2 separate regions of the Homo sapiens genome follow, and region 2 is linked to region 1. A link is a loop called in an ENCODE intact Hi-C map of the cell type or tissue named here. Cell type or tissue: mammary epithelial cell. All regions are shown on one strand.

Region 1 (4,000 bases):
CTAAAAATACAAAAATTAGCCAGGCATGGTGGCGTGTGCCTGTAGTCCCAGCTACTCAGGAAGCTGATGCAGGAGAATCGCTTGAACTCAGGAGGTGAAGGTTGCAATGAGATCGTGCCACCGCACTCCAGCCTGGGCAACAGAGAGAGACTGTCTCAAAAAACAAATACCAAACAACCAGTAATTCTCAAAGTTTGGACCCTAGATCATCAACATCATCTGAACTTGTTTGAAATACAGATGTTCAGGCCTCACCCCAGACCTCTTAAATCAGAACTTGTGAGGTTAGGGCACAGAAATCTGGGTTTTAAAAATCTCCCTTTTCAGTTAATTCTAATACATGGTAAGGCTTAAGAACCAGTGCTCAGTAATCCCAGCACTTTGGGAGGCCAAGGCAGGCAGATCACTTGACGTCAGAAGTTCGAGACCAGCCTGACCAACATGGTGAAACCCCATCTCTACTAAAAAAAATACAAAAATTAACCAGGCATGGTGGCACACACCTGTAATCCCAGCTACTAGGGTGGCTGAGGCAGGAGAATTGCATGAACTCAGGAGGTGGAGGTTGCAGTGAGCCAAAATCCACTGCACTCTAGCCTGGGCAACAGAGTAAGACTCCATCTCAAAAAAAAAATGAACCAATGCTCTGGAATTAAGGTAAGCCTTTCAAACAGTTTTCTTCAGCAATGTCCTGGGCTTTCCTTTCCTAGATCATTCCATGGTATGCGTTACTAAAAGTGCACCACAGACTCAGCAGCATGTGGTATCTAGACATTCTCTAAGGCAAATGACAGATCTCAGCTGGGCTCAAAGGTTCCCTCTTGGCAGTGGCTCACACCTGTAATCCCAGCACTTTGGGAGGCTGAGGCTGGCGGAACACCTGAGGTCAGGAGTTCAAGACCACCCTGGCTAACATGGCAAAACCTCGTCTATACTAAAAATACAAAAATTAGCCAGGCATCGTGGTGGCTGCCTGTAATCCCAGCTATTCGGGAGACTGAGGCAGGATAATCACTTCAACTTGGGAGGCAGATGTTGCAGTGAACAAGATTTTTCACTGCACTCCGGCCTGGGTGTCAAAGCAAGACTCCATCTCAAAAAAAAAAAAAAAAAGTTCCCTATCTATAGCCTTAGGGGGGTTTTGACTTTTAAGTCTTTTCTCCACTCCATTTCACGTCTCACAAAGACAAGTTTTAGGATTTAGGATGGTTGGAAGTAGAGATTTGTGATATATGAAGATAGGAATAAAACAAAGCAAGATCCATTAGACTTCAGGAAGATTTTTTAACTGTACTCTTCTGCAGTATGCCAGGGTTTCCTTTCTTGGAGCTTTTTAATATGAATAGGCCTTTATCTGTAGTAAGGTGTGGCACTACTTGGTCTTGGGTGGCAGTAGAACTGACTGAACATTGTCATTCTCTGGTATTAACCTAGTAGGACTGATAGCCCAGGACGGAACAGGACGAAGCCCTCTACAGCCTAGGCTGAGACAGAACAGAGACAAACATACCCTCTTCCCAGGCTCTGGAACAGAGACACTTTTTTAAAGTGAGTGGGAGGGAAGGGGGGTTGTAGCCATAGGGCGGCCCATGCACGTGCCTGAGTGGTTGGACTGGCTTTTAATTTTTTTATTTGACAAGGTTTGCACATGCTCTTGCCCTAGAGTGTCACATGCATGCTTCACAGCAGAGGGCACTGCTGTTTTCTCCAAGCCATCCTGCTGAAGTCTGTAGCTTCCATTCCTAGCTACTGCCTGTCTGTCAAAAAGGAAGCTGTCTCTGTGGCCTTCTCCCTAATCCCTTGAACTCAAAGCCCAGAAGGTCTAGGGGAAAGAGAAAAGCTGCTGCTACGTTAGGTGGAGATGGCCAAAGGAAAGATGCTGCTCCTCTGCCCCACCCACACACGTGCCCCTATAGGAATTCCTAGTAGCCAGAAAAGAAAACTGCTTGAAGCACCTCTTCGAAGTGTGAGGAGAGGTCCTTAACTCACTGCCTACCCTAGTGGGTCATTTCCATTTCCTGATAATTCTCCCCAGAAGGCTAGAACCAAGTCCCAACATAGATAGAGATTGATGTACATGTGCCCACTAGTCAGTAGTCTTAAGTGGAAAATCTGAGTTGCAAAACAAAACACTAAGGCTTAATTATCTTCCTCATGGAAAATTGTATTTTCACCCAAGTCAACATTTTTTGGTATTTTTTATTTTATTTTATTTTATTTGAGACAGAGTCTTGCTCTGTCACCAGGCTGAAGTGCAGTGGCGCGATCTCAGCTCACTGCAACCTCCACCTCCCGGGTTCAAGCAATTCTCCTGCCTCAGCCTCCCGAGTAGCTGGGATTACAGGCATGCACCACCACGCCTGGCTAATTTTTGTATTTTTAGTAGAGACAGGGTTTCACCATGTTGGTCAGGCTAGTCTTGAACTCCTGACCTCGTGATCCACCCACATCGGCCTCCCAAAGTGCTGGGATTACAGGCGTGAGCCACCACGCCTGGCCTAATATAAGCCCACTGATTTCTTGTAATATCCTCTCATTGTATAGGGACTATATGATTTGATTCATGTTATTTTCAGGAATAACAATAGTAGCTAACATTTTTCAGGTGCTTACTGTATACAAGGCTATCTCTAAACTCATATATATATATATATATATATATATATATATATATATATATAAACTCCTATATAAATACACACTAATTTAATTTTCACAAGCCTGTGAAAGAGGTATTCATTATTATGAGCATTTCTTTATGAAGATAAAGAAATTGAGGAACAGAGGGATTAACTCTTTTTTATTTTATTTTATTTTTTTTTGAGACAGGGTCTCACTTGTTGCCCAGGCTGGAGTGCAGTGGTACAATCTCAGCTCACTGAAACTTCCACCTCCTAGGCTCAAGCAATCCTCTCACCTCAGCTTCCCAAGTAGCTGGGACTACAGGCATCTGCCACCACACCTGGATAATTTTTGTATTTTTTTCTTTTCTTTTTTTTTTTTTTTTTTTTTGAGACGGAGTCTCACTCTGTCGCCCAGGCTGGAGTGCAGTGGCGTGAACTCGGCTCACTGTAAGCTCCGCCTCCTGGGTTCACACCATTCTCCTGCCTCAGCCTCCCGAGTAGCTGGGACTACAGGCACCCACCACCATGCCCGGCTAATTTTTTTTTTATTTTTTAGTTAAGACGGGGTTTCACCATGTTAGCCAGGATGGTCTTGATCTCCTGACCTCATGATCCGCCCACCTCGGCCTCCCAAAGTGCTGGGATTACAGGCGTGAGCCACCGCGCCTGGCCTGCATTTTTTTTTCTAATTTGAATTTTTTTTTTTTTTTTGGAGACACAGTCTCGCTCTGTTAACAACCTGGAGTGTAGTGGCGCGATCTCGGCTCACTGCAACCTCTGCCTCCCAGGTTCAAGCGATTCTGCCTCAGCCTCCTGAGTAGCTGGGACTACTGGCATGTACCACCATGCCCGGCTAATTTTTTGTATCTTTAGTAGAGAAGGGGTTTCACCATGTTGGCCAGGCTGGTCTCGAACTCCTGGCCTCATGATCCATCGGCCTCAGCCTCCCAAAGTGCTGGGATTACAGTTGTGAGCCACCGCACCCAGCCCTCTCCCTTCTAACTTTCATGGAGGCAATCTGAGCTCTAGTCTTCAATTGGAGCCTCCCAAAGTGCTGAGATTACAGGCGTGAGCCACTGCACCTAGTCAAGTAATAAGATCTCAAAGCTAATTAATGGTGGAGTAGGGATTTGACCCAAGACAGTATGGCTCCAGAGCCTGTCCACTTCATGGATTTTGCTGTTACCAAACCTTCATCAAAGAACAGTGTGCCTGGCCAGGTGCAGTGACTCACATCTGTAATCCTAGCACTTTAAGAGGCCAAAGTGGGAGGATCCCTTGAGACCAGGAGTTTAAGACCAGCCTGGGCAACATAGCAAGACCCCATCTCTATAGAATAAAAATCAACTTAGCTGGGCATGGTGGTGCACACTTGT
Region 2 (4,000 bases), 400 kb after region 1:
GCACTCCAGCCTGGGTGACAGAGCAAGACCCTGTCTCAAAAAAAAAAAAAAGGGCATTGTACTTTAAAAATTATATTGTTCTGATAGCTTCACTTATAAAAGTATTTATTAGGTATACCTATCCACTCAATTAATCCTCATAATTTTTTGGGGTATTTGTTATCCCATTTTACAGATGAGGAGACAAAAGCACAGAGAGGTTAAATGACTTGTCTAAGGTTGCTTAGCTGGAGGATGGCAGAGCCAGAATTCAAACCCACATCAGTTTGACTTCAGAATTTGTGTTCTTGTCCATTGTACGTACTGCTTTGCAAGCTATGAAGTAGGAAAAGAACATTTTTCAAAACTTAGTATCCCATTGTTAATTTTCCCCCAGTACTTTTGAACCCTTCTCTTACTTTGAAGTCCATTCTGCAGAATCTTCCTTCATCAATCGACATGTTCTCTGGCACTTGAATGAAACGTGGTGGGTAAAATTTCTCCTGGATTGCATCCTGATCATTCACATCTCCCCTTGAGGTTGATCTACTTCTACAAGAATATTTTGGTAACAACTATGCGTAAATATTATCATTGCTTTTCATTTTGCACAAATATAGTTTAGCCATCAATTTTTTTTTTTCAATGGAGTTTCACTCTTGTTGCCCAGGCTGGAGTACAGTGGCCCAATCTCAGCTCACTCAGGAGGCTAAGGCAGGAGAATCGCTTGAACCCGGGAGGCGGAGGTTGCAGTGAGCCGAGATCGCGTCGCTGCACTCCAGCCTGGATGACAGAGTGAGAGTCTGTCTCAAAGATAAATAAATAAATAAAAATATCCAAATTAAGTTTTTGACGTTTTTCTATAGTGGTGGTGTGAACATGTATATAGTTATATTCAGAGATGTGGTATTTCAGTTATACCAACCTCCGCTTCTTGGGTTCAAGTGATTCTCTTACCTCAGCCTCCCGAGTAGCTGGGATTACAGGCATGTGCCACTACGCCTGGCTAATTTTGTATTTTTAGTAGAGATGGGGTTTCACTATGTTGGTCAGCCTGGTCTTGAACTCCTGACCTCAGGTGATCTACCCACCTCGGCCTTCCAAAGTACTGGGATTACAGGTGTGAGCCACTGCGTCCAGCCTAGCCATCAAATTTGAAACCACAGAATCTACTGTTTGATCTGATAGTGTAATAACAATGAAGAGAGGCCTTAGGGCTGTATTTACCTGTGGCATATTTGATGACTATTAGAAATGGTAGCAATTTAGAAACATCTGGTACAAATTGTACATCTTAGTTTCTCTTTTACAGTGCCATGAATTGATGAAGAAATGGTCTATTAAAATGCCCAGTACCCAGCAGATTATTCTTACCACCAAAGATTGTATAATAAGAATTAGGTCTCCATTGTCATGAGAAAATTGTTTAATATAGAAGCATGATCCTGGCTTATTTGACCAAAACATTAAAAAATTCCCCTGTGATAGTTTTGATGATGAACGTCAAAATTTTGGTCATCTTCTCAGACATTAGAAAATACACATTGTATTTTTCAAAAGGTATAGAGTAGGCTCGAGGGCTTTATAAATATTACATTTTTAAGCTGAAAATATTTTAGATAGGAAAACATACATTTCTTTAAAATTAAAATTTTTTACCTTACTTGTGATGTAGGAACTTGCAGTCGCGCATGTTCTGAGTTGTGTTGCTTGAAATTAAAACAAAGTAAGAATGTTTACATGCAATTGTTAGCTTGAATGAAGCAGAATTAAGTAGTTACAGTTGAAAGGAACATTCCTATTTTGGCTGTATTTGAACAGCCCTGGTAAGTTCTATATATTCAGCTTTTAAGCCCTTAAAGTACAGTGCACTAACATACTACCACTCTAGCAAGAAGCCCAGAATTAATGGGACTATTCAACAAGTATTATTTATGAAAATTAGCTAGACTTGGAATTGATGGTGGTTCATTTTTCAGATGACTATTTTATGACAAAGGGTGATGTGTCTCCCTGGTGCATTTGAAATGGGAGCACAGAGTACAGATTGTCCTTTAGTAAAACAGGAATAGACATGAAGTCACTTGTATTGGCAGTAGCTGCAGGGTATTATGCCTGCTGCTCAAAAGTGGCACCAACAGCAGTAAACACATATTAGACTGGAAAATTCTTCTCTTTTTAGCTCGTGGCACAAAATCCTGATGGACTCCACGAAAGGTATGTGTAAGGCTTTGAAAAAGCTTTGTAAAATAGCATTAATTCCTGTTTAATAAAGTTGTATTTAAGCAGACATCTTTTAGGATTTATATCCGAACAGCAGAAAATTATTTCTATTTGAGAATAAAATCAGGGATTTATGAAAATTATAAGAGAACTAATTGATTAAGTAGTGTGTATTTTGCGTTTCACTGTGCTTAGCACAGTGGGAGATACAAAGTGGAAAACACAGTCCCTACCCAAAGCTCTGTAGGAGCACACAAGATCTGAGTACAAATAATTTGCTTTGGGATGAATCTATTTAGCTAATGTATTTTGTCATTTTTAAGGCAAAAGTCTTACAACTCTGTAACAATTTTTGGCTAGCCTTAAGGTTCTCTAAGCAAAATATCAAGACAACTGGTCAATTCAGTGATCAAACAAATCAACTAATTTTTTGGTAAAGTAAAAGTAATCCAATTAAAAATATCCAGGCTGGGCACAGTGGCTCACGCCTGTAATCCTAGCACTTTGGGAGGCCGAGGCAGGTGGATCATGAGGTCAGGAGATCGAGACCATCCTGGGTAACAAGGTGAAATCCTGTCTCTACTAAAAATACAAAAAAAAAAAAAAAAAAAAAGCCGGGTGTGGTGGCAGGTGCCTGTAGTCCCAGCTACTCGGGAGGCTGAGGCAGGAGAACGGCATGGACCCGGGAGGCGGAGCTTGCAGTGAGCCGAGATCGCGCCATTGTACTCCAGCCTGGGTGACAGAGCAAGACTCCGTCTCAAAAAAAAAAAAAAAAAAAAAAAAAAGATGAACCATCATCAGTATAATATTGCTTTGAGTAATTCCCCTAATAGTGATGAGTTTGTGTCTCATTTTTGCTATAATCTTCCATACCAAGTGCAGAGCCCAACATACAAGTAGGTTCTCCATGTAAATTAGTTGAATGAACGAATTCATGAACTGTTTAGTAGCCAAAAATAAATTTAAGTTCTCTTTTCAGTTTCTAGTTCTTGCTCTGGTAGACCCTCTTCCATCCTTTTTAGTAGGTGTAGTTGCATCAAACAGAACCAAAAAACTTAATTTCAAAGGCCAGGTGTGGTGGCTCATGCCTGTAATCCCAGCACTTTGGGAGGCTGAGGTAGGCAGATCACTTGAGCTCAGGAGTTTGAGACCAGCCTGGGTAACATGGTGAAATCACCGTCTCTGCTAAAAAATACAAAAACTAGCCAGCACGGTGTGCGCACCTATAGTCCCATCTATTTGGGAGTCTGAGGCACGAGAATCACTTGAACTTGGGAAGTAGATGTTGGAAAAAAAAAACTGAATTTCAGTTTTCTACATTTGGAAGCTAGGAATATTTGTGTTCCTGGTTTAATCTCTTTGGCTCCCAGTTTCTTGTGGACTTTTTGGAGGGAATGGAAGGTAACTATGAAGGAAGAAAGAGTGCTAACATTCAGTCTACCTGTCCAACTGAACATTTTTCTTTTTTCTTTTTTGTGTTTGAGATGGAGTCTCTCTCTCACCCAGGCTGGAGTGCAGTGGCATGATTTTGGCTCACTGCAACCTCCATCTCACGGGTTCAAGCGATTCTTCTGCCTCAGCCTCCTGAGTAGCTGGGACTACAGGCGCAGGCCACCACGCCCAGCTAATTTTTGTATTTTTAGTAGAGACTGGGTTTCACCATTTTGGCCAGCATCCCCTCGATCTCTTGACCTCGTGATCCACCCACCTCGGCCTCCCAAAGTGCTGGGATTACAGGCGTGAGCCACTGTGCCCAGCCACCAACTGTACATTTTTCTTTGGGGTTAAGTTTACTTGT

Evidence for each region. A loop is a pair of places that touch in the nucleus more often than their neighbours do. Peaks named below come from ENCODE experiments on the same cell type or tissue, not always from the same donor. Only the 100,000 strongest peaks of a DNase experiment are listed, where the experiment ranks them.
Region 2: it touches region 1 in a loop (13-fold over the local background); 1 of 110 quality-filtered maps calls a loop at or near these places.

What each region holds. Positions count from the first base shown.
Region 1 is chr5:138,281,034-138,285,033 of GRCh38, reverse strand. No RefSeq gene overlaps it. Among named protein-coding and RNA genes, the nearest start is that of GFRA3, 8.4 kb to the right of the region's middle. In mammary epithelial cell, a CTCF peak has its summit at 1,701 (motif pointing right); no DNase peak of the experiment used is centred here.
Region 2 is chr5:137,878,504-137,882,503 of GRCh38, reverse strand. MYOT (myotilin) reads right to left here. Exons shown (of 10, transcript NM_006790.3): 5 at 1,639-1,688; 6 at 399-531. All of the region lies in intron 2 of PKD2L2-DT (PKD2L2 divergent transcript), which reads left to right. Among named protein-coding and RNA genes, the nearest start is that of PKD2L2-DT, 8.8 kb to the left of the region's middle. In mammary epithelial cell, no CTCF peak of the experiment used is centred here; a DNase peak (open chromatin) is centred at 2,013; H3K27ac peaks cover 558 bases.